3 separate regions of the Mus musculus genome follow, and all the other regions are linked to region 1. The links are chromatin loops, found by intact Hi-C in ENCODE. Cell type or tissue: heart. All regions are shown on one strand. Links, peaks and the distances in the headings refer to the core of each region. The heading gives the core; the rest is flanking DNA.

Region 1 (10,397 bases), core at 1,694-9,693:
AAAACAAAAAAACCTCACATAGCAGACTTAACTGGTTTGTTTAGATGACATTAAGAAAAGGGCCCATGGTACTGTACTCCTATTTGAATTTGAATTCTCAGTAAAGCAGACATCAAGAAAAAAAATAAAATTACATGATCAACCCACCTCCTCAAATCTATTTCTTCACCTTGATATATGCACCAAGGCATAAAGTTAGATTCAAAACTCAGTCACAAATTCACAGTTAGAGTTATCATTCTCATCAGCTGGGAACCAAGAAGCAAATCAAAGCACAAAACAAAAACTAGAGAAAGAAAAAGGAAAAGGGAGGGCTGGAGAGATTGCTCAGCAGTTAAGAGCACTGACTGCTCTTCTGAAGGTCCTGAGTTCAAATCCCAGCAACCACATGGTGGCTCACAACCATCTGTAATGAGATCTGATGCCCTCTCCTGGGGTGTCTGAAGAAAGCTACAAGTGTACTTACATATACTAAATAAATAAATCTTTGGGCCAGATTGAATGAGGCTGGAGAGAGAAGGCAAAGTGTCTAAAGGCAGCTACAGTGTACTTACATATAATAAACAGATAAATCTTTAAAGAAAAGAAAGGAAATTCTACACTGGAAGACTTCCTCAGGCCATAGAATGCTGTATTATTTGTTAATCAGATACTACATGGACCAGAATCTCACACAGACAAAGTAGAGGACATTCAGGCGTCCTTCCTCACCCACAGAGAGTGGTTTCAGGTCTCCCATAGCTACCAAGGCTTTTATGTGAAGTGGCACAGTATTTGTTCATAACTCACAGACCTCCCTCTGTGCAGCACCTCTCCATTACTTACAAGACTGAATACAGCTTAAATCCTATGTAGATGGTTATTAATATAGCAATATAACAAGAAAACAGTCTATATGTGCTTAGAACAGAAGGAATCTTTCCAATCTATGGTTGGCTCAATTTGTGGACAAAGCCCACACTGTCCATACATCTGTGTAGTCAGGCATGGCCCTTAACTACCTGCTACATATAGCTTTCAGGACTCTGGTACCCTGAGCACCACCTTAACAGCCTTTTCTTCAGTAGAAGCAACTGACACAGAGAGAGAAAGAGGAAAGAAGTGTTCCATGCCTTCAGGAAGAACAGGGGAAACAGAAAGTGTTCACCTAAAATAGTGGTAAGGGTCTCCAAGATATTTTATTATTTACATTACCTAGGAGACAGAGAGACTGACATCGCATCTTCCAGTTCACTTTCAGCCTGCACAATAGACCATGCAGCAGACTCTGCCTCCCTGAGCAAGGGAACAATGAGAACTGATTTTTTTTAAAAATTAACTAAAACAGACTAAAATAAAAGCAGCAGGGCAGCAGCCTGCAAGCCACCACATGACATAAGGACATGGACTGAGTGGTTATTGCCAGCATACCTGAGCTCAAATGGTCTTGCTGTTATCAAAAAAAACCTAACTACAGAGAAAAAAAAATCCTTAACCCTCTTCACACACACACACACACACACACACACACACACACACACTAAAGGTAACAAGTTGGGTGGAGTAAAGAATGAAAAAGGGTTGGCCACAGAAGTTTCATATCCAGGAACTGGATATGATACAGAGGGAGTCTCCATGTAAAATCTCACCAGAGACACCAGCTTGTCTGTCAGACATCAATGGCCTACACCATTACTTAAGGAGGAACATACAGGAATTAAGTACATATCCCATTCTTCTGACCAGGCCCTATCCAAGCAGATCCCCCAAACGGGAACAGCAAAAAGGTTACAGAGTAAGTTAATATTTGACAGCCCCTCTGCATCCCAAGATTTAGGCAGCAAGTGGCCAGATGCTGGGTAAGAGGGCAAAGGAGTTCTAAATTATATGAGGCTTATGCTTTAAATTGGAATACACTAGATTAGAGCTCCCCACACTCCTTTCCTAGACAGTCTCACTAGATAGCCTGCCTCTGCCTCCCACGTGCTAGGATTAAAGGCACTTTTAATAGCTGTAAATGATAGAAAAGCTATCCTTTTTCATGGGGCAAGGGTGGAAAACAGAAAGATCCTTCAAAAGAAACTAAAAACAATGAATGGCGAGCATTAAAATTGCCTCATGTTTATTGTCACTAGCTCAGACTGTTCAATAATCCACTGGCGAATGGACTTGCATAACCACCCTTAGTAATAATGGGAGGGAACCCCTGACATGGACGTCCTCAGGGAGGATTTACCATACTGGCTAAGCTGCATCAGAAGTCCTCTGAGATCACTCCTAACTCTTGCACTAACAACTACCTTATCTTCAAGAAGAGGCTAAACAGTGCAGGGCGTGGTGGTGCATGCCTTCAATCCCAGCACTTGGGAGGCAGAGGCAGGCGGATTTCTGAGATTTCTGAGTTCAAGGCCAGCCTGGTCTACAAAGTGAGTTCCAGGACAGCCAAGAAAGCCTGTCTCGGAAAAAAAAAACAAAAAACAAACAAACAAAAAAAAAGAAGAGGCTAAACAAAATCCAGAACTGAGAATTCATGGTTACCCTCACTATAAGAAGCAAGGTTGACTAGAGGTATAAAAATCACAACTTTTGGAGTGTGAAGTTATCAGATTGACAATCCATACTAAAAGTTCTATTTGGAAAGTATTTGACTCTAAAAAAAAAAAAATTCCAAATCCTAAATGACTCTAAATTTCTTTTACATTCTAGAAAAATAATAATAAAAATCACCACCGGGCAGTGGTGGCATATGCCTTTAATCCCAGTACTTGGGAGGCAGAGGCAGGTGGATCTCTGAGTTCAAGGCCAGCCTGGTCTACAGAGTGAGTTCCAGGACAGCCAGGGCTATACAGAGAAAACCTGTCTCGAACCCCCCCCCCTCAAAAAATCACCAAAATACTATCTTTTAAAATCTATTTACCAGATAGTGGTGCTGCATGTCTTTAATCCCAGCACTCAGGAGGCAGAGGCAGGCGGATCTGAATTTGAGACCAGTCTAATCTATATACACAGTGACTTCTAGGATAGCCAGAGCTACAAAGTGAAACCCTGTCTTAGAAGAAAATGAAAAAGAGAAAAGAAAAATACAGGAAGGAAGGAAGGAAGGAAGGGAGGGAGGGAGGGAGGGAGGGAGGGAGGGAGTTAAAGCTATTCAATTTGTCCAATGGCTCATCAAATGTTCATTTAAATATATTCTAAGAATCACAAATGTACACATGCACATATTCTTTATCACACAGAACCCCCCACGGACAACTACTAATCCTTAAATTGTTTAGTTACTCTTGAATTGAAGGAGTCTAGTTATATAGCAAGTTATCTACAGGCTCTCTCTCTCTCAAGTTATCTACAGGATCTCTCTCTCTAGCTCTACAGGATCTCTCTCTCTAGCTCTACAGGATCTCTCTGTGTGTGTGTGTCTGTCTGTCTGTCTGTCTTTCTAAGACAAGCTTTTTCTATTATGTGGCTCTGGCTATCCTAAGCCCTGAAGTTCACTATTTAGACTGACTGGCCTAGAACTCAGAGAGATCCACCTGCCTCTGACTCCCAAGTGCTGAGATTATAGGTGGCTTCAACAAGATATCTTTTTCTTTTTTTTTACGAGACAGGGTTTCTCTGTGTATCCCTGACCGTCCTGGAACTCACTTGGTAGACCAGGCTGGCCTCAAACTCAGAAATCCGCCTGCCTCTGCCTCCCGAGTGCTGGGATTAAAGGCGTGCGCCACCACTGCTTGGCAGGATATCGGCAGGATATCTTTTTCTTATATGAACACATCCCATACAGATATTCCTACAAATAACTGAGCACACTATAGGCAAGCTTCTAAAGCCCCTGAATGCTTCCGCCTCATGAAGTAACTGCATACACAAGTCACTCTGTTCTCAAATGCTATCTACTCACAAGCAGTGGAAATAAATGAATAAAATTAAATAAAGAAAACTAAAATTGGATGTTTCTCTCCTATTGCATCAATCTTAATCTATTATTGCAGATCAGAACCAATTTTTGAAATTTTAAATAAAGTCTTGATATGCCAGAAAATGTACTGCTCAGGCATATGGAAGGTGATTATTTGTGTATCTTCAGCTCCTAGCTAGCAACCAGTGGATGCTTAAAACATCCCTGCTACAACTCTTGAAACTTACTAGCCAAAGCAGAGTAGCCTCTGACACATCTGACAGTCACTGCATCCCACCCAAAAGCCTTTCTCCTCATTCTTACACTACAGAGCTATTTAAATGAGAATAAGACAATGCACACTACTCAACAAGTTCATGTTAAAATCTGATTTAAATTATACTAACAAATTATTTCTTAGATTTCCTTCTGAATTATAAATTCTAAAGGGGGAGGACAAGAGTTACAATCTGAGTAGTGGCATAACAGTAAAGAACTTCCTTAGGCCCAGTAGTCAGTTTTTCAGCAGCAAAGCTCACATAAAGATGTAAGTTTCCACCTTTCCCAAGTATCTTCCTATTGCCCTAGGCATCTTATCCTATCTTTGAATACTGCCCACAGTAACTGTTTAAAGAATCCAATGCTATTCTTAACATCCTTAAATACTTCTAAAAAGGTCCTTCCTGCTTATGAACTCATGGCCGTTTCCTCACAATTGTATACTTATCCTGTCCCACTGTCTCAGTCTCCGCCAAACAGATGTACACAGCACAGTCTTTCCTATTTTGCTACACTGCTAAACCCAAACAGAAGACAAAAAAAAAAAAGATACAAACCTGCTGCTTTCCCCGCCCCCCAACAGCAACAGTGAAACCAGAAGCCAACAAGATAAAGGGAGACAGAAGGCAACATGTATATCACTTCCCTGCTGTGTGTGGCAAGCTAGTGACTCTTTACAAGCACAGATTCACAGTATGTCCACTGAAACAGTGTTATTTTTCAATAGAAATCTGACATTTGGCACAGGGTAGGGTTTATAACACTATAAAATAAGCTATTAATTTGATTTCTGCTGACTTACTATTCTTGTTTATCTCTGCTCTTAAAGAAGAAAATCAACTTTCTGTAGAAGAGTTGGTCCAGAATATGGAATATTTAAATTTGAGGGAAAATGGTTTGCCACAAGTTTGTTGGTAAGATAAACTAAGACGCACTGTATTCAAAATTCGTGTTACTATTTTTGAAATAATAGTTCATCTCCAGCTGTAAACTAAAAATGGTTTTTCATTTTACTTCCAAAGCGTCTGAGTCACTTAACACTCTTCTAAACTTCGCTACAGATTCGTCCAGTGGCCGTCAACGTAAAAAGCCTGGAAGCTAGAGAGCAGATCACTCTACAGTCTTAAGACAATGGTATAAACCTTGGAGTGGGCTATTTGTTCCGGTCATTAAACACACAGGAAATAAGCTTTTCTGGTTAGAAAACTAATTTACAAAGGGCAATACGACTTCACAAGAGTACAGAAAATCTTATTAAGATAGATAACGACCAACTCATCCAAGCAAGTATTAGAAAGAACGGGAAGGCGAACTAGAAAACGAAATGCCATAAACTACCTGGTATCTGTTCCTTAAACCTGTCCTCGGGACTCGGTCCCAGACAACATCAGTTTCTGAATTTACTCGGCCCTCGGTGGAGCCTCAGCTTGGGTGTCGAGCAGAACGAGGATTCTACCAAAAGCGGAGCACCGCGAACAGCAGCAGGGCGCTTTCAACCTGACACCACTTTCTCCCCGGACACTCTCCCGGGAGGGTCAATAGAAAGCATCCGAAAGGAACCAGAAGCCGAGCAGGGCAGCCCTCTTCCAAGTCCCGAACCCAGAGTTCAGGCGCCTCTCGGGTCCCACCCGCCTGACCTTGGCCAGGGCACTCCCAACCCTGCCACTCTCTCGGTCCGCACACGCGGGGAAGCCGGGCTGTGCGGGAGCGAGCGGCGCGGATGGGGCGGACACGGCCCTGGAGGCGCGCCGCTCCGACAGGCGTCGCCACCGGGATCCCCGACAGGGGCCGAGCCACGGCGACGGCAGCGAGGACACCAGGGGCTGTGGGCCTTGGCGGGGACCCGCAGGGCTGGCGTCGGGCGCAGAGGAACCCGCGCACAGGTGAGTCCGGCCTCGCCCAGGTGCGCGCGCCCGCGGACGCGCGAGGAGGCGCGGCCCCGCGCCCCCCTCAGCAGCCGGTGGCCGCCTCAGCCTTGCCTTCCTCGCCCCGCTTTCCCCTTCCACACACGCACACCCGAGCTGCACACCTCATGCCCCACTTTACCGCGGCCTCCGCCCGGAGCACCCGCGCCACCGCGGTCCCGGCTCCTTCAGGCACCCAGCTGCCGGGAGCGGCGCCCACGACGGCCCGCCCGCGCACTGCGCACGCGTGCACGCGCTGCCTCTACCAGACCAGACAGCGACTGAGATTCCGGAGCGGGCACTCCCTACCGCGAACACTACAAGTCCCGACAGGCTCCGCGCACGCCCGGCGGCGTGGCGGGCAAAGGAATCGGGCGTCTTCCTAGTTCCAGGGTGGTGGCTCGCGGCCGCGCGCGGGGCGCTGGGTTCCCCATGCCGCGCTGCATCCTGGGGCTTGCAGTTTTTGAGGACCACGAGGCTCGGCTTAGGACGTGGAACTAGAGGTTCTCTGATGTCATCACCTAGAGCTGCGAGGCACAGGGATCTTTAAAAATAGGTTTGGTTCCTTTGCAGATAATTTGCAAGCTGTCCCATAGTGGGTACAAGAAACATAAAATTCACTGGTTGTGCACCAGTTTTTTGCTCCTAACCATTTCTTTCTCAAAATGCAATTTCACCTCATCCTTAAAATAGTGGTATTAATGCAAGAGGCCAAGGAAATTTAAAAGGATTGCTCAAAACTCTTTCAAGGAGATATTTTAAAATATTCAGCCTATTTGTTGAGCAACCTCAGTGTATGAAGTCCCTGCCCTCGTGGAGCCTGTGTTTCATAAGGGGAGCTAGCCCTTTACAAAATACAATCCTTATACATTTTAATAAGTGGAAGAAAAGAATGAGCTTCAGAGATAGAGATAGGGAGGCAGGCTTCAGAGAGGATGTCCTGTCCAGCAGCATTCTCTAAGGAAGAGATATTTCAGCTGAAACCTGAAGAAGGTGAGATATTTAAACATGCAAAAGAACTGGGAGAGAATTACATACCCCACTTTTCCCAGTGAGTGACACACACTGAGGCTCTCAATAAACGTTTGGGGGTTTGTATCCTGCACAGCTGGGGATCATGCCCTCTCACTTGAGAGTGTTTTATCAACCTTTCTCATGACAAGGTTCCTCTGTCGTGTACGTGGGACAACTAGGCTATGCTAGATGAGAGACTGGAGGGGTAGAACTGGCAAACTGCCCGTGCTGACTCTCCACCTCAAATCTCCAACATCGAAGACGATCAGCACCTTACCTTCTTAGAAATCTCAGCTACACAGCCTTGCTGAGGGCCATCTGGCTCTTCTTCAGGTGGGAGCAAGAAGACTCCTTTCCTTATCTACAGACTGGTTGAAAGAGTCCATAGAGTTGCCAGCGCAGCCCTTTCATTTGGCCCATGCACTGGGCTTTTGCTGATTTAACTGAATGTATAGATGAAGTTTTAAAAAAAGTTTTCACATAAAAATCCAAATGTCACCTGATTTTCTCAGGTTTTTTGAGCTAACTTTCCTTGGCTTGAAGATCTGAAAGAAATTCCTGGCTTTTCAGCCCTTGGAGCCCTAGGAGATTCCATTGGGAGTGATTAGAATGTACATAACGAATTGGCTGTTTGCAAATCTGTAACAGAGAAAAGCAATTAAGTTAGGATGGGCTTATTCTGGCTCACAGGTTGAGGGTCTGCATGGTTCATCCTGGTAGGGTAGGTACGGTAACAGAAGAATGAGGGTCAGTCAGAGCGCATCTGGCCCGTATTCAGGACGGGTCTTATCTCCTCAGGTAAACTCTGGAAATTCCCTCACAGACATGCCCTGAGTTCTTTCCTCCCTCTCCCTCTCCCTCTCTTCCCCCTCCCCTCACCCACCCCCCACATCAAGTTAGCAATTAAGTTCAACCAACACAATCTAAAAGTCAAATTCAAGTTCAGTGTCTTTTCGTGATGGGAAATCCCTAACCCTGAAGCCGTGAGCCTCTCTATCAACCCCCTCTGCGTTGGACGAGAGAGCCATTCTCCTGATTGTCGTTACCATTTGACTAAGCAGTGTGCAATCACATAATGAATCCTAAAGCTTATTTGGCACTGAGAGTTAAATGTATGCACAGTGACAGAAACCAGAGAAGGGATTCAATTTGCCCAATGACACACAGCCGAAGTATTCTCCGGGCTACTTTGAGGTTGGGGTCCAGCCAAAACTTGAGAATTCCTGATGTGCCTTTAAGTTCAGAGGCTGAAAGAAGGGTAGGTATAGAAGATAAAAGGCTCTCTGCTCTTCCTCTGCCCTACCCCCCTTTCTTCAGTTCATTATATAACATAAGTACTTTCGCTGTTACTTAAGAAAAAAGTGTAAGCATGTGAGATATTCCTATGCTGAGATTAAGTCTGACAGCAAACCAAATGAAAGAGGACGGAGTGAAAGAGCAGAGGCACGCTAGAATACTTCCCAGAGCCAGTCTGGACCGAAGGCTTTGTAAACTTCAAAGTACCTTTGAAGCATCGCTGCCCCGTCATCACCATACTTCACACGGATGAAGTACTTGGGTGTTTTATTCTAAATACTCCTTGGTTTCTTTCTACACACTTAACAGCAAGATACCAGCCCCTCTGATAGAGCCAAGCAGACCGGGGTACACAAGCCAGGAGACTAGTCCAAACGCATCTGGTGCTACTGGGTGTCATTTTCCTCCCCGCCCCCCTCTCATTTTTACTTTTGTTTTTAGTTTTTGAGACAGGGTTTCTCTGTGTAGCAGAACTCACTCTGTAGACTTTGCTGCTCTCGAACTCACAGACATCTGCCTGCCTCCACCTCCCAACTGTCATTTTCCTCTTTGATACGGTCTCTGACTTCCCTTCCCCAGGAACACCCTGAACCTTTGTGCCTTACTTTTTCTCCTTTGCAGCACTCACATATTATTTACACAAATCTGAGCAGAACATCACCCACATATCTGATTGGTCTTATTTTCCTTCTGTCCCGCTAGAATAGAAGACCGACCCTGACAATGTTTAATCTAATGTTTAATTCACACCTATTCTCTCTCTTGAATAGAAATGTCTGCTGAACATCACAGGCCTCCTTCCTTGCTCAGTCAGACTCAAAAGACAAACCGCAGGAACAGTTCCTGAGGTAAATCCCTGTCTAGCCAGACGTCAGTCAGAACCAAGGTGAAACAAGGATTAAACGTGAACAGAACTCTTTCTGAACCCAGTGCTGTCTTGTTTTCCCTTCAGAGTTAAAACAAAACAACAACAACAACAACAACAACAACAACAACAACAAAGCCAGCTCTTTTCTACTGTTTGGTGTAAACGTGAACTAGAGCCAAGAGAGAATCAGAGCTTTGCCTCTGTAGCTGCATTGGAGAAGCTGGTTCATGGCCCTCTGCCACACCCACACTCCTGGCAACCAGCTTGTGATAGGAAGAATGGTTCCTGGTAATTACCCAGGGCTGGTTGGGTTAAGGGACTTGCCAGACTACAAATGAGGTGGCTGAAGTCTCCTTCAGGAACTATGGCTTGCTCAGCACAATCCTGCTCCAGGAATGAATGTAAAAGACTGTTGTTCTGGAGGGATTGGTGCCTGGGCAGGTGCAAGAAAAGTAAGATTTCCAAGTGGTTCAGCAACCAGCCAGAATCCCAGGCTGAGAGAGAGAGAGAGAGAGAGAGAGAGAGAGAGAGAGAGAGAGAGATCAACTCTAACACCTGGATAAATGTGATTGACATAAAATCACCTAGTGCCATTAATGTGCCAAAAGATCACTCTATGATCTCTGGGCTTTAGGAGCTTCTAAGCACATGAGACACCTGCTTATATCCTAGTCAACCCTCTGAGCACACACAGCAGATCTGGGATGCAGACAAGCCCTAAAACCGAGGCCCTTAGACTGCTCTGTGTCACCCAAGCATGTGGCCTCTTGCTCCAGTTTGTCATCCAGACTTGAAAAGCAAGGTTTTCTGAGCTCAAGATTACCATAAGGGTATGGCTAAGTTGCTCCTTGTTATATTGAGGTAAGGAGCATTCTTGAAGGTGAAGGCTCTTTTCAGAGGAAACTGGGAAAGATTCCATCCTGGCATCACAAGCGTAAGGTCTTCGGCTGGTGGGAAATCCTTCTCAGATCACTGCCACTCACCTGTCTGCTTCAGCCAAGCTCCAGCTGCAGTCAACGGTTGCTAGCTCTCCCCATCCATCTTCCCATTCGCCAGAAGAGATTATTAGCACTCAGCAACAAAAGCTAAAGCCTCAAGTGTCCCAGAGGGTTGTGTCCTGTGTGTCCTGTGTGACCTGTGATCTGCTCCCTAATAACGAGAA
Region 2 (10,397 bases), core at 1,328-9,327, 350 kb after region 1:
CAATGTTAAAAATACAGATTAGTGAAAATCATACTCAATTCATGACATTTTATGTGTGGAAATTATTCATCCTAAGAAAATTATCCTGTAGCCCATTGAGATATCTCTAGCTCTCAGAAATACAATGTGAAAGGAGAAATTGTGATCAATTACAACCTGACTTTTTCTGTTAGAAATAAAATCTGTCCCTCTCAAAATGTGTTATCTGAAAAGTGTTTGAAACTGAGGCTTCAAAAAAAAAAAAAAAAAAGCTGGGCATGATGGCGCACACCTTTAATCCCAGCACTTGGGAGGCAGAGGCAGGCAGATTTCTGAGTTCGAGGCCAGCCTGGTCTACAAAGTAAGTTGCAGGACAGCCAGGGCTACACAGAGAAACCCTGTCTCAAAAAAAAAAAAAAAGAACATCCTAATTACCCATCATTGATTCCTTCCCCTGAAGAATATACAGTTTATTCAAAGCAGGCAGACACATTCCTTCATGGGAAACTGGATTTTTCTTTCACGTTTGAAGGGTAAGTTCTCAGGATATAGAACTCTAGGTTTTGTTTTTCTCAGAATACTCAGAATAATTCATTCCTGTTTCTATGGTTTCTGAAGAGAATTCTTTCACTTCCTGGATTATTTCATTATTTTCTGCAGTTTGGGTATGATAGATAAAATTCTGGGTTGCTTTGAAAAAAATAATCGCTTCCTTTTCTGTGTGCGTGTGTATGTGCGGGGTGCATTTTTACTATAGTGGGAGGGGAGGATCAGTAGACGTCAGATCTCTCCTACCATGTGGGTCCCAGGGATGACAAGTGTGGACAATCAGACTTGACAGTAAATGCCCTTACTTTCTGAGTCACCTCCCCAGCCATTTTCCTGCTTGTTATTTGTTAACTCTAATTTTGTCCCCCAGTGATACAAGCTACATTTTAGGTGCTCAGTAGCCTCGTGTAGCTACTATGTAGCTACTATGTAGCTAGTATGTAGCTAGTATGTAGTTAGTATGTAGTATGTAGTTAGTATGTAGCAGACTGAGGAGCCAGGTCTTGACAAGATGGAGTCCAATCCAGGTGTCCCAAGGAAAGCATCTTCTGGGACTCTTCCTGCCACTGGTGCGCTCTTCACCATGCCACTGCTCCCTGTAGAACGCTCCCTTCTCTGCCCTCAAGTTATCTGTTTGCCTCAAACCCATTGTTCTCTGGCTTACCTTAGGTTCTCTCACAGAATCTTTGGAGGAAAAGGAGGATGTCTCACTTCCCTTCCTTAGTTGCACTGCATGGGCCTGCGAGTCCTCCACAGAAGTCCTCCCCATTACCAGTGCTCGGTGCTTGGTAACATAAACCAATGTGACCGAGTCGCTGAAAGTGAGCAGCATCAGCAGCTTCATCTGTCAAGGAAGAAAGGGAAACACAGTTAAGACAAACCCATGCTTTGCTTTCCCTCCTCTCATCTGGCCTAGAATAGAAAAAAAATATATCTGTCTTTGGCTTTTAGCAGAATGTAGCCACCCAGGAACCATTGTTTCACATAGGTGGACACCCGGTACCTGTGGTTTTGTTTTTTCCCAGACAGGGTCTCATTGCGTAACCCTGGCTGACCGGAACTCCCTGTGCAGCTCAGACCGCAGATGTACAGTGATCCAATCCGCCTCTGCAGTGCTAAGATTAAAGGCGTTTGCGTTCCTTTTATTACTGTTTATCCCTCCTGTTTGTCCCTTACTTGTTGCACGGCATTCAGCAAGTTATTCAGCCTTTCTGCTTTACCTCTTCCATCTGACAATGTTGTTGTAATACTAGGTGAATTACCATACATGCCCAAGGACTTAGGACATTCTCATTATTACTGTACAAGGTTGGAATATTCTAGAGTGTACTGCCTCAGGCTGAGGCAAAGTGAGAGGAGAGTACAGTAGTTTCCTTTTATTTTTTTATATCTATAATTTAAAAAATTATTTATTTGAGCACACTGTTGCTGTCTTCAGACGCACCAGAAGAGGGCGTCAGATCCCATTACGGATGGTTGTGAGCCACCATGTGGTTGCTGGGAATTGAACTCAGGACCTCAGGAAGAGCAGTCAGTGTTCTTAACCACTGAGCCATCTCACCAGCCCCCTATATTATTATTTCAAGACCCCCAGTGCATATCTGGAACTGTAGATAGATAGTACTGAAGCCTATATATAGTTTTTCTCCCAAACTATATATACCTATGACCAAGTTTAATGTATAAATTGGGCACAGTAAAAGATTAACAATGTATGTGAACCCAGTATATGAAAAACTAAATATTGTTTTGAGTCAGGGTAGCTCTGTAGCTCAGGCTGGTTCCCAATTTGTGATCCCCCTGCTTCAGTTCTCTGAAGATGTCTTATTGCACTGTATCTTAGCAACCTCAGTAAAGATTTTTTTTTTCCTAATTAAGTGGAGAGTTTTTTCCTGTTCACTTAAAAGAAGCAATTTCTGGTTGATTTTTGGCATGCTCCAAATAGTGGCATGACTATTGTTAAGCTTTGATATCAGTTGGTAAATCAGGGCTACTTTAACACAGAGATTGCAATACCCTGACAGTCAATAATGGAGAGTAACTGATGGAGGTAACACATACAGCATGGAACTGCAGGCCACGATTCACGTGCCAGGGACAACAAGCAGTCCCATCACCTGACACACAATGATGCTCAGCTTAAAACTTCTGAGTTGTTCATTTTAGGACATTATACACTGAACTGTGGTCAGTGGTTGACAATGGGTAACAGAAATCAAGGGCAGTGAAACCAGTACTGGTCGTGGTGGTGCATTTCTTTAATTGCAGCATTTCAGATGCCGAGGCAGGCAGATCTTTCTGAGTTTGAGCCATGTCTGGCCTGCGTCGTGAGCTCCAGGATGGCCAGGGCTGCATAGTAAGACCATATCTCTAAGGGGCAAGAAAGTGAGACAGAGGGCTGAAGACATGGCTCCACAGTTGAGATCACTCGCTGCTATGTCAGGGGACCTGGGATCTGTTTCCCAGCATCGACAAGGCAGAGCACGGCTGTCTGTAATTCTAGTTCCAAGGGGTCCTATGCCCTCATGTGGATTCTTAAGGCACCAGGCATGAACTGGTGTGCAAAACGATCATACACAAAAATAAAAATAATCTTTAAAAAAAGTGAAATCAGGGCTGGAGAGATGGCTCAGCGGTTAAGAGCACTGACTGCTCTTTCAAAGGTCCTGAGTTCAAATCCCAGCAACCACATGGTGGCTCACAACCATCTGTAATGATATCTGACAGCCTCTCTGGTGTGTCTGAAGACAGCTACAGTGTACTTAGACATAATAAATAAATCTTTTAAAAAAAAGTGAAATTATTTCTGCTGTGTGGGATGGGGAGCTATTGTTCAAGAAAAGGTCAAAAGCCTTTCTGCGTACCTTCTATGTAGAGCAGGGCCTTCTGCCCTCTTTGGGTCAATCCATTGATCCTTGGTATGAAACATGAAGCAGATGAAGTGTTCCATAAAACTATGGGCACTGAGCTGCAACAAGTTCTAATTTTACACTTCTGTATTACATGGTCACCTGCTAGGTTCTTAAACAACTGTATGAACAACGTTGGTCACCAGGCCCTGAATTCATTATTAAACTTAACTAGATGCATCTTTAGCACGGAAAACCTTAGGGTCAAAACCGTTGAAATTTCCTTTAAAAGTTTATACATTTAGCCATGTACAGTGGTGCACACCCGGGATTCCAGCACAGTGGAGCCTGGGGGGCGGGGGGGGGGGAGGTCCAGAGTTCTAGGTCATCTAGGTTCATTAACAGTTGAAAAATAAGTTTGTTCACCGGCAGGAGAGGTGGTGGCTCAGTGGTTAAGAGCACTTGATGATCTTGCAGAAGACACAGAGTTTGGTTCCCAGCATCATATTTGATGTTGAAAGACCCACAAAGTGAGGACTCCCCCACGTTCTGACTCAGGAGAGGCGACACCCCAAATCACTCACAAGAAACGGCCTTGATGCAAACCGCAAGAGGACTTTTTATTCCAGGCGTGCTCTGGGGCCCAGTACACCACGCAGGGGTAGAGGACCACGGACCACGAGTGCAGAATTGGGACAGCTTTTATGGGGTTACAACAAAGCCTGCGTTTCGCAAACCAATCATTTCATAGCATCAAGACCCCACGCAGTTCTTTCAGTGTGTAATCTTTCCTTCCATTGTGCAAGCACTTTACAGTTGCTAGATAAGCAGTTAGTCAGCTCCTCTCCTCCTGTTATCTTACTAGGCCAGGATCACGTATTCAAGGGTCTGTCTTAATGCTCTTTCACCTAGTTCCATACAGGAAGCGGGCCCTGGAACAGCACGGAAGTGTGACCTTTTACCTGTATACTGGCAGGGAGCAGGGTCTGGAATTTGTGGTATTTAGGGCTTCTTAGGAGGCTGGAGTTGAGGCTGTATTTTTCCATCCTTTCAATCTTACATGAGTGGCTCAGAATTGTCTGCCCGTCAAGGTTTCAGGGTCTACAATGCCTTCTGGATGCCTCCAGCATTGGATGAAGGTTGTACACATATCTACTTGCAGGCTAAACACCCACAAACATAATTAAAAAAAAAAGTTTCCTGATTGCACTTTCTAGACACTGCAAAAAGGAATTCACCATATTGTCGACTATGGAAATTATGCCAGACAGACTTAAACATCTGTGTACGCAGAGGAGAAAGCTAAGGAATATTATCTTGGTAGGAGCATGCCTTTATTTTTACACTTTGCCTCACAACCTCATTCCCTAAAACACGTTCTTTGCAAATTGGAGACCCATGGAGTGAATTCAGATTATGTAAATGTTCAGCCTGAAGAGTTAAAAATTCTTTTTGAGTGATATTTAAAACTCCCTTTAAAAGAGGAAAGTGTCGCTTCGTCATTGGACATTCCGCTCTAGCAGAGTTGTTTGGATTCTAGATCCCTCTCTATCAAGCCAGCTCCGGCTCCTCGTTCCTCACAGGTGGTCAGGCGCAGAACTCGAGGTTAACCTTCAACTACAGAGCGCAAATGACCGGGTGAATCCCAACCTGGAGCCTCAGTTTCCCTATCTGTAAAGCGGGCTGAGAGATCGCGTCAGTGACAAGGACTGCTGTTGACTGGACAAGTAACCTGCTGGCCACTAAACACTGGGTTCCGAGACGCACCCCTGCAACCCAGGCTGGCGGCCAGTGGCCTGACCGGGGATCGGCGGAGAGCCGCGAACCCGGCAACCCCCGCGCTCTCGGCCCTTCCCCGAGGTTCCCCGCGCTGAGAGGCGTGGCCGCTCCTCAAGCCCACAGCGGCGGCCATGGCCTCGGTGGTGGAATACAAGGGCCTGAAGGCCGGCTACTACTGCGGCTACTGCGAGTCCAGGGAGGGCAAGACGTCGTGTGGTGAGTGTCCCGCCGTCCAGGTCGCCTTTACCGGCTTCAGCCAGGCTCTCGCTACGTCCTGGCAGGCCTGCCGCGCGGGTTGAGGCCGTTGGTCACCCGACTCCAGCTTCCCGGTCCCATTGGTCTCTCCTCAGCCGGCTTCCTTTCCATCCCGGTCTTCCCGCCCTCGCCCTCCCTAGGGGGTAGCCGCCCCTCACAGAGGAGGAACGGAACTAGCGGACGGCTGCCCGCAGTCAACATGGCGCGGGCGGCGTCAGTGACGTAGGGCGTCCGGTCCTTCCAGCCCGGGAGCACTCGAGTGGCTTCGCGCGATCTTCGGAGGCGCGCGCGTTGCATTGTGGGGTGGTGGAGGCGAAGGCGGCGGTAGCGGCGGCTGCGTAGGACTGGGTGGCGCAGCGGCGGCGGGGTCGCGGACATGGCTTCTTGGAGCGCGCCTTCACCTAGCCTTGTAGAGTATTTTGAGGGCCAGACCTCCTTCCAGTGTGGCTACTGCAAGAACAAGTTGGGCAGTCGCTCCTATGGTGAGCGAGCTCGGCCGGCGGGCGTGTGCTTCGGGCTCTGTGAGGGTCTTGGGTGGCCGCAGCCTGGGGGAGCGTCGTGAAGAGCCGGGTGTCCTCCACCCTTGCTCCCTCAGCGGCTGCTCTGGGAGACGGGAAGGGAGATGGGGAGGCTCCTGGGAGCTGACGGCCGCCCTGCATCCATCCCCGCGGCAGCCGAGGCCCCCTGCTGCATGTGTAGAGGGGCGTGTGCGTGCACACCTGTTCGCTGTCATTTTGGAGAAAGTGTCTGGGAGAACGTACTGGAAACCGAGATCGGCTTGATATTTTGATAAAATACCTGCTCGACTTTTTTTTTAAATCAGGGATTTATACCATGTCATTGTGCCAATCCATCTTGAAGACCGTAATAACGGTGTTCCTTCAGGCTTTAGGTTTCTTTTCTTTTTATTTTATTTTATTTTTCTGGCTTTTCGAGACAAACGTTTTCTGTGTAGCTCTGGCTGTCCTGGAATCCACTCTGTAGACCAGGCTGGCCTGGAATTCAGAGATCCGCCTGCCCCTGCCTCCCGAGGGTCTGGGATCAAAGGTGTGCATCACCACCGGGCTAGGATTCAGGTTTCTTACGGAAGATTTGTTTGTAAGCCGAATATGTACTTATTGTCTGCCGTGTCATGATCGGCAAATACAGAATCTAGGATGGATGGTTTAGAATAATCCTGCAGGTGGAAGCAAGGTAACTTGACTATAAATTTAGGTTAGAGATTTACCCGTTTTGAAAGACAGTTTAGTGGTTTGGCTGTGCACGGGATTTTGGTTTATGGATGCATTAAAAGTGTTTATTAGGAGAAAGTGTATTATTAGGTGAACCGCGGCCTTGGGTAGACAGTTATACAATCGTTAGATGCACGGATTACGAAGACCAGTTAAGTGAAAAAAACGCTTGGAGCATAGGGTTAAATAAACAGGATGCAGATGACAGCCGAGTACACGTGACAGCTGAGAGGAATACGGTCCAATAAAGCCCAAATAAGGCCAAGAAAGCACATCAAATGACAGTGGCTCACTTTGAGTGATAGAGATACTATTCTTTTTCAGAATTTTTATATTCTGACTATAATATTTGCCAGTATTATGTGACTGAAACATATTTTAATAGGGAGGACCTTACTACCCCTACCCCTAGTAATTTCGTATTAGAGAAAATTGGACAATATAAATATTTTGTGCTTCAAGATTTGTTGAAGAACAGTTTTATCATCTAGAAAGATAACTATAAATTCCCAGCATTTCAGTTTTCGTCTTTCCTGTAAGGCACTCTTCTGTTGGGTGACTGTTGTAGGAACTCTTGTTATATCTGAGTGGCCTCAGAACTACAGAGGATTCCTTTGAGGCTCAGAATAACTTGTTGGTGTCAGCGAGTGACTAGTCACTAGTTTTGCTTTGGATTGCTGTGATAACCACCATGATCAAGTGCAGTTTGGGGAGGAAAGGGCTTATTTCGTCTTAGAGCTTTCGCTCCATTGAGAAGTCAGGGCAAGAAGTGGAGGCAGGAAGGAACCTTGGGGCAGGAACTGAAATGAAGGTTATAGAACTGGTATGCTAACATTTTTACTGGAACTTGACACCATTTCTCCCCTCCTCGCTTGCCACTCTATAAAGCATGTTTCTATATATAGCTGGTACAATTTCTTCAGGAAGAAAAAAACTCGTCGTTTTAAGTTTTAGTTCAGGTATGTCCTTTACATGTTAATCCCCATCATTTTTGTCCCCTCGTCCACAGTGTCATAGTTATTTCACTGAATTGATAATTTCAGAGGCTCTGTCATCATCATCTTGTTCCCTTGGGATGCCAGTTACTGTCAGTTCATTTATTTTGAATGAGTATGTCTGTATATGTTTGTCCTATTTTTAAGGGTCAAGCCTGTGCTATATATATTATGCATAGCAAGTAGTAGAACTAACATACCTTTGTGCTGGTCAGCTTGACACAAGCTAGAGTTACCTGGAAAGTGGAAACCTCAACTGAGAAACTGCCGCTCTCCCATGGCCTGTAGTTAAGTCTTTTGTGACATATTTTGATTAGTGATTAATATAGGAGGGCCCAGCTCTGGGCATGGGGTACTGGGATGTACAAGAAACCAGTTCTAGCAAGCCAAGAAGAGCTAGTCAGTAGTCAGTGTTCTTCCCCGACCTCTGCTTCACTTCCTGCCTTTAGATCCCTGCCCTGAGGTATTTGCTTCCAGGGCCCTGACTCCAGTTTCTGCTCTGACTTCCTTCTATGATGCCTTGTGAGCTGTAAGAGGAAATAAACCCTTTCACCCCGAAACCATATTTGATTATAGTGTTTCTTGCATAGCAATAGAAGGTAAACTAATTAATGGCAACTCTCAAATAGGTGAGACCAGTGTGTTAACTCACTGGAGGTTCTCTGAAAGTTTGTGTGAAGTCTACAATTCCAGTGAGAATTGAGATGATTTATTAATTTTTAATTAAATGGAGTAGGAGTCACTTTTGATATATTTGATTCTTTAGATTAGATTTCTTTTTTTTTTGTTCCTGTTTTGAGAATGGGTCTCTTATATAGCCCTGACTTGCCTGGACTCCTAGAGTCACTTTGTAGCCAAGGCTGGCCTTGAACTCATAGAGATGTTCCTGCCTCTGCCTCTTGAGTGCTGAGATCAAAGGTGTGTGCCACCACACCTGACTTAATACCCCCTCCCCCCCAAACACACAGGATCTTATGTTACTCAGGTTGGTTTCAAATTTATTATATAGCTGAGGTTGGTCTTAAACCCTGACTCCTGACTCCTGACTCCACCATCTGACTCCACATGCATTTACCTCCTAAATTCTAGGATTACAGGTTTGTGTCACCACTCCTACCTTAGAATTAATATAACTTATTTTTTGTTTGTGTTGTACGTATTATGTTAGGTGTAAAGTAAATGCAGACTTTTTTTTACTCCAATTTGAATGTTCTAGAACTTTAGTCTAAATTTGCCATTTTTATTTTTAATTTATTTTTTACACAGGGTCTAACTAGGTAGCCCAGTCTGGCCTGGGATGCCCAGAGATCCACCTGTCTCTGCCTTTGCAGTTTTACCACACCTCCTCTAACTTACCTGTTTTTTCTTGTAAAGAACACTTAAGGGTTTTAACAAGAAGACAATAGGGTGTGCTGGAGCTAACATGGTACTTACTTTTTCAGGCATGTGGGCACATTCCATGACAGTGCAGGATTATCAGGATCTTATAGACCGAGGATGGAGAAGGTAAGGTTCTTTAACACAGATGCGTTTTGTTATTGCTTAGTTGCTTCTTATAGCTGCATAGTGAGAATTGCCCTCAGGATATTCTTTTACGGAGCTGTTTATTATGTTCTTTTGTGTAGTGTAGTTTTTTGTTCTTAGAAATTTATTGGCAAAGTTAAAAATTATGCATAAAGTAAAATATATTACATACCTTGTATGCTTATTACTAACCTTTGACAGTTTCTGGAATTATTCTATTTTTTCACTGATTCTCTATGTTTTCCCTCCTCTCCAAAGCATTTGACAGTAGATTACATGTTAATTATTATTGCAGAAAGCATATTGCAACATACATATCTGAGAAGAAATAGTTTCCCTTTTAACTTATCTACCATGCCTTTATCATCTTATAAAATTAACACTATCTGTTGCTGAATGTGGTGTCCCAGGCCAGTAATCCCAGCACTAGGGAGCAGAGGTGGGTGGATCTCTGTGAGTTTGAGAATAGCTTGGTCTACACAGTGAGCTTCAGGCCAGCCAGGGCTACTTGATGAGGCCCTGTCTCAAAAACAAAAAAGAAAAATTAATATAAATTTTTGATGGTACTTGGCATTCATTAAAAAAATTGTTTTAAAATATTTTTATTATATGTGTGTGTGTACGTATATGAGAAGGGGTAGAGTGAGTGAGTATGGGGGGAGAGTGTGTGAGAATGAGAGAGAGAGAGAGAGAGAGAGAACACGCTCGAGTGCTCGAGCACTCTTGTGCATGCTTAGCAGCAAGCACCCTCCCTGATGACCATTGCACGCCTGGCTTTGGTGATCTGGACTCCAATCCTCATGCTTGCACAGCAAGGGCTTTTCTTACTGAGCTGTCTTCCCAGTACCTAGATTGCCTTTTAAAAAAATGTTTACTTATTTGTATTTGGGGATGAGCTTGTGTGTACTACAATACTTATACAGCTCAGAGGACAACCTGCGGGAGGGTTCTTTACTTCTGTCACGTGGGTTCTGGGGCTGAGATCAGGCCTTCAGTCTGGCCAGCAAATGCCTTCATCCATAGAGCTGTCTCAGTGACTCAGGATTGCCTTACACAATTGCACGCAGACACACACACACACACACACACACACACACACCTGTTGGTTAACTGATTCTATAATTGTTCATACACTGTGTTTTCTTGGTAATTTTTCTTTTTTCTTACTATGTACCCCTGACTGGTCTGGTACTCTGTGTAGGCCTGTGTCTACCTCCTGAGCACTTGGGTTAAAT
Region 3 (10,397 bases), core at 1-8,000, 690 kb before region 1:
TAAAACTGCTTTCTATCCGCACTGATCATAAATCAAGGGAAACCACTGTCATACTACTGACTGGGTATATACATTTATCAAAGAAAGTATTAAAAAAAGTGACATAATGAACTTCGCTGAACCAGTAAGCAGCTTGCTTCAGTGTGGCTGTCCATTATATGATAGTCTGTCAGCAATTTATCACAGTTCTTAACATGCTACATACAACCATAAATCAAAACTAGAAACAATGCAATTATTTTATTCTGAACAAAGGTCTTGCCAGGAGTAGAGTCGACTGTGACGGGACAAAAAAAAGAATGGCTCTTTGGATTCACTGCTGTGTGTAACGACGGCTGGCAGGGCCCACCAGTGTATTTACACTAGGGAATGGACTCAAGTGAAGAATACTTGAAACTGCTAAAACAATCCATCTTTTAAATTAACTACTACCCAATAAAAGTCTGGGGAAGACACAGCCTAATTGTGTTTATGAACAGACTGAGAAGTGAGAATACACCCAAATCGGTTTTAAAAGCTCCAATCACAGGAGGCAGATTCCGTTTTCTCCAGGGACAAGACCCCTGGGAGGTTATCCAATCCTGAGTGGTCAGCCACAAACACATGTATAAACAACAACACCAAATTGTGTGTGTTCACATGTGTGCACGGTGTATAAAACAATCCTATGGGAGAGGCCAGGCACCTGAGTGAGCAGAGGAAGTCAGAAGGGGACGATGTAAATAAAACGTACTCACGCATGAAATTCTTAAAAATATATATATATAAAAAACCACACAGGCATCATAGACATAAATGGTTTTATAATTCAAAGGTAGAGGCTGTCAAGCTGGGCTGACAAAAGGTAAGACCCAACTATGGTGTTGTCTGTGGGAAAGGAAATTTAGATTCAAAGGTGTTTAAAAACTCCATTTACTACAAGCCTTCAAACTACATCTGTCAGCATTTAAATACACACACAGCAGTAACAGTCAGAGAACACAGCTCTCTCTCTAAAGCTGAAATGATTCCCTTTTCATTCTCAACTGTCAATTCAAATGGAGCCTCAAGTCACATCTGAAAATGAGTCATGTTCCACCCCATCTTCTGGTTTGGGGTGTCAGACCAAACTTAAGACAGTAAGCCTCTGTTAATGGCTTCTATGAAAAGGTAGTGAGTTACCTCTCAGAGCCGAAGCACTAACAATGGACTGAAGAGGAATTCGAGCTCTTGCTCTCCGGCCCAAGTTTAATAACTGACAGAAAAAGATGACCAAAATGTAAAAGTTAACTCCCTTCGCATTAAAGCATTTCTATACAGTTAGGTTTCTCAAACACATTGCCAATTCTTAACAACAGCACACTCTCCAACCACCACACCCCTGGTGCAGATAAAACCCTACCTTTTCCGGCTGGGAGAAAGTCCCAGCATTACACGGAGTTCTGGGGTCCCACAGTTTAACTGTCTGATCCCAACTTCCAGTTACCATCACGTTCACTTCTGGACAGTATTCAACACATCTGATAGGGGCATCGTGAGTTCCAACAAGATTTTCTATTGCAAAGAAAAGATAAAAACAACACAGCTAGCTTTACTCTCTCATAGGATACCTCAAGTGAACCCATGGGGCTGTCAGCTGAAATGAATTCATCTCGGTCACTCCACAGAGATGTCTGCATGCAGAGCAATCGCTCCACGACTACAACGTTAGCCAGTCCTCTCTAAGTGACCTCACACTGCCCAGGTTTGGTCATTCACTAGCAGGAAACCAGCACAGTGAACTGTGTGAGGATGGTGGATGGCTAACTTGATCCTAGATTTTGTAAGAAAACTGATTAACACTGTACCTTTGGTTGTATCTAGTGCATGCTTGGTACACTGTAGGTGCTCCAGAAATACTTGGCGAGTGAGCTAAGAGTGGAGATCTCTGGCTTCCTGCACCCTGACCGCACTTGTCTTCCCATTAAGTCAAAGCTAGTATGAAATGGTTACAGGATTTGAAGGCTGAGGGGAGTCTTTCAATTAACTCACTTGCTTCTCATGGTAGGGTCCAATTTCTGCTACATAATTTCCTTCCTGTCAATTTCAACTTTCACAGTATCTCATTTGTTCATTCAGTAAACATCTACTAAATATCTACTGTGTGCCAAAGCCCATGTGACAGACAAAAAAAAAGGAAGAGGACCAGGACCAGGATCAGGAATGTAGCTCAGGCAGAGTGCTCTCCTCGCATGTGCATATTAAACACACAAAGTCACTTTTGGACAGAGGCCTCTTCCAATGAAAAATCATTCCTTTTCTCCTGGAAACAGAGTCTTAGTAGTCTAGGCTGGCCTCAAACTATCTATATAGCCGAGGCTGGCCTTGAATTTCTTATCCGCCCGCCTCCCCTTCCCAAGTGCTGGGATTCCAGGAGCAGCATCACACCTGGCTCAGATGTGCTTCTCAGTCCACTCGGATTGCTCAAGCTGGCCTCTAGGTAGCCACATGTCTACACCCCCACCATCGCTTTCCAGTATACCTACATCCAATACAGGGCAGGCAAACAAAGCTCAGAGCGCTTTGCACGTCTTGGGTTCCATTCCAAATCCTGCCACAGTGAAATCATAAACCTCTTAAGAAATGTTTTTACACAGCCAACTGAAATACATTCTCCTGCTAAGAACGCAAAGGCATCACTAAGATAAATATGACGGGGCTACCGTGCTCCATTTTTAAAATGTACTTTTTTTTTTAGCCTGTGAAAAGACCAACCTAAAATATCAAACTGTCCAAAGAAATCCTGACAAACCGGACCCTGAGTCCAGTCCGCTGCTTAAGACTTCTAATAGTGACAGTCAAATGCTTAAATGATGCTTCCACTAGACACTTAAGACAGTGCTCAGGGGCTGGAGAGATGGCTCAGCAGTTAAGAGCACTGGCTGTTTGCTCTTCCAGAGGTCCTGAGTTCAATTCCCAGCAACCACATGGTGGCTCACAACCATCTATCTGTAATGAGATCCAATGCTCTCTTGTTATGTGTCTGAAGATAGCTATAGTGTACTCTTATAAATTAAATAAATAAATCTTAAAAAAAAAAAAAAAAAAGACAGTGCTCAGAAGGGGCTTTACTGCAAAATTCAGGTTCCATTTGTGGTAACTTAATCCAATTTTAAAAGTCTATTATCAAAGCCGTGTTCCGCCTTCACATAAGTACTGAAAACACCTACTCTTCTTAAATAAGCATTTCTACACAAATACACTAGTAAAGAAAAACTGGTAAAATGTAGCTATATTAATACCTTGATCAGTGTTCAAATCGTGCATTTTCAGTTGATGATCTAATCCACCACTCCAGGCATGCGTTGGATCCTACAAAGCAAAATTTGGGTTTGATTTTTTTTCTTTCTTACTTTTTTTTTTTTTTTTTTGGAAGACACTATGTAGCCCTGGTTGGCCTCAAAACTCAAGAGCTCTTCCTGCCTCTGCCTCTGGGATTAAAGTTGTGGCCACCACATCCTCCCACCCCACTCTTACATTTGGAGCCAATTCAAAGTTACAAAGCTTTAGCAAGCATTTTCAACATTGCTATTTCTACAGCCAAGTGTTATGTCCAGTGTGACAGAAACTAAGAAGCAAACAAAAATGCAAGTTAGTGATCTCCACAAGGAAGCAAATACAAGGTGGACACCAGGAGTTAAGGCTAAATTAGACAACATTCATTACTTTTCAAAGGATAGCTAAAAATCAGTCTTGCTGCTAACTTCAATTATCTATGTCCAGAAAGTTTACTCAAGTCTGAATTTACAAATGGAGATTGAAATTGCCACGAGAGAAGAAATAAGAACACAAACCATTGTAGTAGGCTTGATGCCAGGCTAAAGGGAAGAATTCCCGAGTAGTTATGAACTATCAGAATTCTCGAACCGTGTATGAGATGCTACTGGCAAGGCCTAGGACATCTCAGTATTAAGGGGACAGGAGCAGAAACTGAATCCACCTACGTAGAAGGCGCAGTCCAGGACAGCACCAGTGTGCTGGTACTTGAGCCTCATGGAATTGGCGGGCACATCGTAGAGGCGCACAGACGTATCCCAGGAGGAGACCAGGAGGAACTGGGATGTGTTGGGGCTGAACTTAACCGAGGAGATGCCATCCTCGGGTGGCTGGTTCAGCTTGAATTCGTTCGAACCGGTCATCTGTAGAACAAAACGCTAAGTCTGAGTTCCTAACCGGAGCAACAGAGGCCGGCCACGGCCTGCGCCTGCGCGAGTCCCCCTTGATCCAGGCCGGCCGCCATCCCGCTTCCGCCGAGCTCCACCCGGCCTGGCCTCCTTCCTTGCCCGCAGATCCCCATATAAAACACAATGGACCTCGACCGGATCCCTCTGTGCATCGATGCGCCGGCCACGGGCCACAGATCCCGCTCCGCCCGCCCTCGCCCGAACCTCTACCTCCTGTCCGCCTAAGCAACGTTTCTGCACCGGCCACTACCGATCCGCTTCCCTCCGAGCACTCGCAGGCAAAGCGGAGAAGGCGGAGAGGAAGCTCCGGAGCAGGCCTATCATTGGCTGATTTTGAACGCCAACGGCTCGATCTCGGCAGCTGATTGGTCTGATTTACTGCTTGCCTCATTTTCCGCAGTCATCCTGTTCCGGCTCAAAGGGAAGCCGCGTTTCCCCCCCCCCCCCCGTTCACCGGGTCTCTTAGTACCTCCACGCCGAGGTTACATCTCTGGAGCTGCGGAGGGAAAACTACAACTCCCAAGTATGCTCAGGTCATGAAGGCGTTCACGCCCGCCCACAATTGTATGCTGCATGCTGGGAGTTGTAGTCTCCCTGGAGCTGCTTGCCTGAACATCCACAGACTAGAAGGCAGAAAAGAGATTTTATCTAGCTCTTGTGACATCCTTCTCCTCTATCTCTCAGACACAGAATTTCATTTTGGTTGATAACTACTATAGATATAAATTAATATTTTCTTTCTAGCCGTGCACATACCCCTGGACTTAATCCAGACTAGTCATACTGAAGAATAATTTCTAGTCAAAGGTACTATTTGCTTTTATTTTGCTGGGTTATCAATTTGTGAACTAGAGACTCATTTCCCTTGAGTTCTAGTGATCTCATTTTTATCGTTTCATCTCTCCACAGTTTTCAAGCACCTGAATGTCAGGCCTCTTAAGCAGCTCTGGGAATACACACTCAGTCAAACTACTCCTTGCTTTAGAAGAGTACCACACCCATAAGGGTGAACAGAGCAGGACACAAATATTTCCAATCTTTAACGATCAGCCAGAATCTCTTAGGAATGTTCATCATAGGACCTAGCATTGTGACTGTCCTCCCTCTCCCACCTTCCTCTGCATTATCATGGAAGTTGCAGGCTCAGTTTGCTGCACTTTCTGTTTCTAGAATCCTCTAAAAAATATGAGAATCAAAAGGTTGTTTTGGTTCTGTGAGAGAAAAGCAGTACTTAACAAACAACATAGTAGCATACTGACATGCAAAATGTTACTGAGTTTCTAATTAATCCTTGGATACAACTTCTTTTTCTCTGTCCCATCTTTTTGAGACAATCCCTTTTATTTTGAAATTGTTGCATGAAGTAGGAAGTTGTCTCTAGTTTTAAACTACTTAACTTTCAAGGTACATTTTTAAAAAAAAAGAAAAGAAAAGAAAAGAAAAATGATCTTGCCGGGCAGTGGTGGCGCAGCCAGCACTTGGGATGCAGAGGCAGGTGGATTTCTGAGTTCGAGGCCAGCCTGGTCTACAGAGTGAGTTCCAGGACAGCCAGGGCTACACAGAGAAACCCTGTCTAAAAAAATAAAAGTAAAGAAAGAAAGAAAGAAAGAAAGAAAGATCTTATGTGTGCACAGACTCTGAACTAAATGCACTTAAGATTCCTGACAATAACACACACACACACACACACACACACACACCAGTCTTTTGTCCTGATGATGGTTATTATGGCTAAAATATTCTGGTTGTCTTCCCTCTCCAAATAGTTCTAGTATGTGGTTCTTTCTCTCTCTTCTCTTTCAACAAATCAATGGCCAAGTTCAATTTTTTTTAATGCATTGAGTTGTTTTGCATTCTAAGTTTAGCCAAATAATTTTACCTCTTGACTTATTTGGTTCTCTTTCCCAGTTGTTTATTTAATTCTATTACTGTTTCCAGATTCTGAGCATAAATTACCTGCTAATAAAATCTAAGCATATTTCATTATCCCATGTGTGTATGATTCAGGCCCCTCTGGCCGCACACTTGCAGCCCAACTCTATTTGAGTTTTAAGAAACGTCAATCTTGTAAATCAAGTTTAGAGCCTGAAAAGAGATGGACTATTTTGCTGATTATTCAAATGAATTGCTAGACTTGAGATAGGAAATCTGGCCACAAGCAGAGTCTTGACCATTTTACAACACAAATGTAAAGTAAGTATGTGTGTGTGTGTGTGTGTGTGTGTGTGTGTGTGATATTCAGTTACCTGTTGCAGTGGTGAGTCGCCTGCCACAGCTAATGTCTGGGTGAGTAAAGAGAGTCAGATATATACCACATGACAACTGCGGGAAATGGCATTCCCTAAAATATTATGGGCAAACTCAAGTCGTTAATGCCGACAGTGACAGGAGGAGGAGGTCACTACCTATGGAGAAAGCCATCCTGAAGCAAATATGATGACCCAATACTGTTAAATCCATCACCGAATTGTAATCTGCTGAAAGGCAGATCAAAAGCATCCGAACGGAGTATGTTTTTTTACAAGACAGTCCTCTGAAGTAATGTGGTTGTTTCTGGGTGGAACACTCAAAGAATGCTGTCAGGGAAAGAATGTAGAGAGGTTATCTGGAGTGAAAACTACGGTGACAGAAAAATACACATATCCAATGAGCAATTGAAAACACATATTTAATAAGTAAGAAGAGAACTGATAGGCCTCTTTGTGTTCTCCTTTGGACCACCCCAAATTTAGTGTAGGTTCTTAGCACATGTTGAGACCTCAACAAATACTTATTGAGGTGAACACAGCTAAAATAAAACAAATGTAAGCAAACCAACCTAGTATTGCCCGGTGCATTCTTGTGTAGCATCCATCTAATGTCACCTAGGAGGAGTTGCAGGTTTTATAAAATATAATGTGTTAAGAAAAAAATAGGCAATATCAGAGCAAATCTCTTCTGCCAGGCATATTTCACGGAATGATATGGGCCATGTAAACGTTTACATTCTGTGAATTTCTACAAAATGCAAGTCATTTCGATGCCCCCTTGGCTCAAAGAGACCGGTCCCTCAGGCACCAGGTTTTCTTCTGAAGAAAGAAATAGATAGGGCCTTGGCGCTGCAGACTCCTAGCTCTTTGCACCCTGATCAACCACTGAGGGGAGGCGGGCTGGACCTAATAACTCTACCTGAGGCCTCCTCCAAGCTCCAGGCCCATTTCTGACATTTAACAAGGAACAGGTGGATGCTATGAAAACGTAGAGAAAATACAGTGCTGTGATTTGCATGATCCTGACGAAGCAGTTCTCCGGGTGCAGAGCCTCCCTAACCCTGCATGGAGGCAGGCAGCCGGGCACTGCAATCCTCAGTGCTCAATTCAGAAACAGCTGCTGCAAGTTAGCCAGTGATCCGACCTTTTTGTCATTCACGGGCAAATTTAACAACTACAAAAAGAAACTAGGGAAGCGCCCGTGTCATCTGCTCCACGAATCCCTCCAACGAAATCTGACCCTTAGGCATCACTTCCCGCTCTGCGCAGAACTCTCGCAACTGTGTCACCAGCGGGAGACCCCTGCGAGGGCTGCAAGCCAGTCGCCTGTGGCTCTGGAACCCAAGCGGACGCTTTCTCTCACCCCACGTTTTACTCCGCGCAGGAGGACGCCAAGAACGCCAAGAGCTCCGGCCTTTCGCGGCGTGCCCAGCTTTCGTCTAGCCCAAAACAGCCCAGTATCGGGGAGATGTTCACCTCCTTGCTTGGCTCATTCCCAGAGGCGACCGGGTCAGCAGCCAGGCTCCTGGCTTTGTCTTTCGCTGCGCGGGGCTGTGGATCTGGATTCCATCTCGAGTGCACCCCAACCCGCACACCTGGGTCGTGGGAACTGTGCTGTTCCTGTAAGCAGCCCCAGTCACGTGCTGCCTGGGCAGCCCCAATATCCCGACCTTTAACCTCTGAGCCCAGCCCCACCCACACGTGGTGAGAGCAGAACCTTGGGGGCTGAGGGAGGAGACAGAATCCTGCATGCTCTGGCAAAAAAAAAAAAAAAAATCCAGAAACTCCTCTGCCGCTGTCTCCTGGGACAATCCATCCCTCCAAAGTTAGCAACCATGTTTAAAACGTTTTATTTTTTTCTCTTTAAAAATATTTACAGATCTGTACTCTCCTCGTTTTGCCCCTACCCATCCTCAAGATGAAGGGAATAAAGAGAAGTGATTAGTTCAACGACCAAAGCCCTAGTTGGTTCGGCTCGGCTGAGCTTGTGTCCTACCACATTTTCTATATACAGGTGTATATATGGGAGAAAGACTGCCTGGTTCTGTTGGTGGTTTTTCTGATGTTTTTTTTTTTTTCTTGCTACTGGTCAAAACCGACCTAATCAAAACCCCACTTCCCACCACCACCCGAGAGCCTCCCCTTCCAAAATAGTTTCAAACGCGAGTTGTTTGGTTTTGTGTAGAAAGCAGGTGCTCTGGCGTGAGGAATGCAGATAAATACTCAAAACAAAACAAAACAAAATAAAACAAAACAAAACAAAAGGTAGGAAAGAGGCCATAAATAAGACATAACGAATACACATGGTGTATTTCTTAATATTTCTGGACACGCGCCGCTCTGCTCCGGAGCTCTGCGAAGGATCCCGACCGCGCCGGGCTATGCAGGCAGCTGCAGGCGACCAGGGGCGTCCCGGGAGCCGGCGGGCGAGCATGTCAGTAGTCAAGCTTGTTGTACAGGTTGTAGAGCGGTAAGGCCGAGAGATTGCTGCTCGGGTAATAAAGCGGAGCCGGGAAGGCCAGAGAGCGCGGCACCGGCACTCGCAGCAGCGAACTGTCCCGAAACACGAGCGGCATGCCCACGAGAGTCTGCGCCGACGCGTGTGCCATGTTGGCTGCCTCAAGCTCGGCTGAGAGCTGCCGCTTCCACTTGTTGCGGCGATTCTGGAACCAAGTCTTAACCTGGGTCTCGGTGAGCTGCAGGCTGGAGGCGAGGCAAGCGCGCTCCGAGCTGCTCAGGTAGCGTTTCATGTCGAAGGTAGACTCGAGCTGGTACACTTGGCTGCGGGAGAAGACGGTGCGCGTCTTCTTCTTGGCCGCTCCGGTTTGGCGCTCCGCACCGCCGTCCCGTGGCCGCTCCGGGCCCGGAGAAGGCGAGCCCGCCGGCAAAAGCCTCTCCTTCTCTTCCTTAAAGTCCGGGTGAGAAGGAGAAAGGAATGGCGTGCGCTCCGAGGCCGCAGGCCCTGCGCCTCCGCTGCCCTTGGGGGTACCTGAAGAGTGAGCACAAACAGAATGACCATGGAGTTGATGAGCCTTAAAGACTCTCAGCTCTGCCGGGGACAAGGAGGTTGACTGATGCCTGCATCCTTGATTCCCCTATTGCTAACCCTTTCCTTTTCTACTGCGTCCTGCTAGCGCCCAAAGTCCAGAGCCTCGGCCTTTCAAAGCAGCAGAAGAGGGTTCCATATAATCCGAGCTGGAGGGTCTCCTTCCACTCTTATAAAAGTAAACGTGGTACCGGGTCTGGAATGGGGACATTAACACCATTTTTTAAAGGTGATTTTTGCCTTTGAGGACTGAGCTCTACAAGGTAGCATCATTTTACAGGCCGTTTTCTTTGAGAGTCGGGCTAATTTTATTCATAACTCCTTGGCTGTCCTCCGTTAGCTTTTACCTCTCTGAAACTCAGCACTGTCAATCATTTTAGAGTACTAATCACTTCGAGAAGAGGCCGAGAGGAGGGAAAAGACATAGAGCCTGCAGGACTGACAGAACACCCAAACCAGACCTGCAGAACTAAGTCAGGACAGAAAGTACCCGGCGTGCGAAACCATTTTGGCCAGCATTGTGTACCGCCCGCAGAGTTCCTGGCCCACTCTGGTTCACCCTCCTTCCCCTTACCCAGTCTTCCCCTTACCGCCCCAATATTCCTCTACTTCTCCCCAGCGCCGGCCCTTCCGGCCTTTTCGAGAATGCACCATGGGTGCGTAGTCCCCTCCCCTTAGCCTGGACCACTAGCGGCCCGGCTGTGACCCGGGGATGCCCTGCTCCGCGTCTCCGACAATCACACACCGCATCGGCTCACGCTCACTCGGGCCAGACTCCCGACCTGCGATCCTTACCCAGGCAAGGGAAAGGGATGGGGGTATGGTGCTTAGGGCTTGGCTCCTTGGGGCCGTGCGGATCTGGGCAGAAGCAAGCCGGAGCCTTCCAACCTTCCTCCGGCT

The links. A loop is a pair of places that touch in the nucleus more often than their neighbours do. Peaks named below come from ENCODE experiments on the same cell type or tissue, not always from the same donor. Only the 100,000 strongest peaks of a DNase experiment are listed, where the experiment ranks them.
Region 2: a loop joins it to region 1, with 2.4 times the contacts of the local background. A loop is called at or near these places in 3 of 42 quality-filtered maps.
Region 3: a loop joins it to region 1, with 12 times the contacts of the local background. A loop is called at or near these places in 2 of 42 quality-filtered maps.

Annotation. Positions count from the first base shown.
Region 1 is chr7:130,861,786-130,872,182 of GRCm38, reverse strand. Plekha1 (pleckstrin homology domain containing, family A (phosphoinositide binding specific) member 1) reads right to left here and starts at 6,459. Exons shown (of 13, transcript NM_001346515.1): 1 at 6,200-6,459. Gm5602 (a long non-coding RNA gene) reads left to right here. Exons shown (of 4, transcript XR_869992.3): 2 at 5,470-6,036; 3 at 9,138-9,215; 4 at 9,320-9,735. In heart, for the core only: a CTCF peak has its summit at 5,902; a DNase peak (open chromatin) is centred at 6,392; H3K4me3 peaks cover 2,264 bases; H3K27ac peaks cover 1,432 bases.
Region 2 is chr7:130,514,852-130,525,248 of GRCm38, reverse strand. It overlaps Ate1 (arginyltransferase 1), which reads left to right and starts at 5,669. Exons shown (of 12, transcript NM_013799.3): 1 at 5,669-5,893; 2 at 9,081-9,144. The coding sequence starts at 5,788. Gm4275 reads right to left here and starts at 5,658. Exons shown (of 4, transcript XR_869987.2): 1 at 5,404-5,658; 2 at 1,193-1,372. In heart, for the core only: no CTCF peak of the experiment used is centred there; DNase peaks (open chromatin) are centred at 4,028 and 5,638; H3K4me3 peaks cover 2,637 bases; H3K27ac peaks cover 2,684 bases.
Region 3 is chr7:131,554,470-131,564,866 of GRCm38, reverse strand. Hmx2 (H6 homeobox 2) reads right to left here. Exons shown (of 2, transcript NM_145998.4): 1 at 10,293-10,397; 2 at 6,853-9,440. The coding sequence ends at 8,887. Bub3 (BUB3 mitotic checkpoint protein) reads right to left here and starts at 4,497. Exons shown (of 8, transcript NM_009774.4): 1 at 4,413-4,497; 2 at 3,963-4,157; 3 at 3,261-3,330; 4 at 1,382-1,533. The coding sequence starts at 4,157. In heart, for the core only: no CTCF peak of the experiment used is centred there; DNase peaks (open chromatin) are centred at 4,596 and 7,826; H3K4me3 peaks cover 2,018 bases; H3K27ac peaks cover 1,049 bases; H3K27me3 peaks cover 2,521 bases.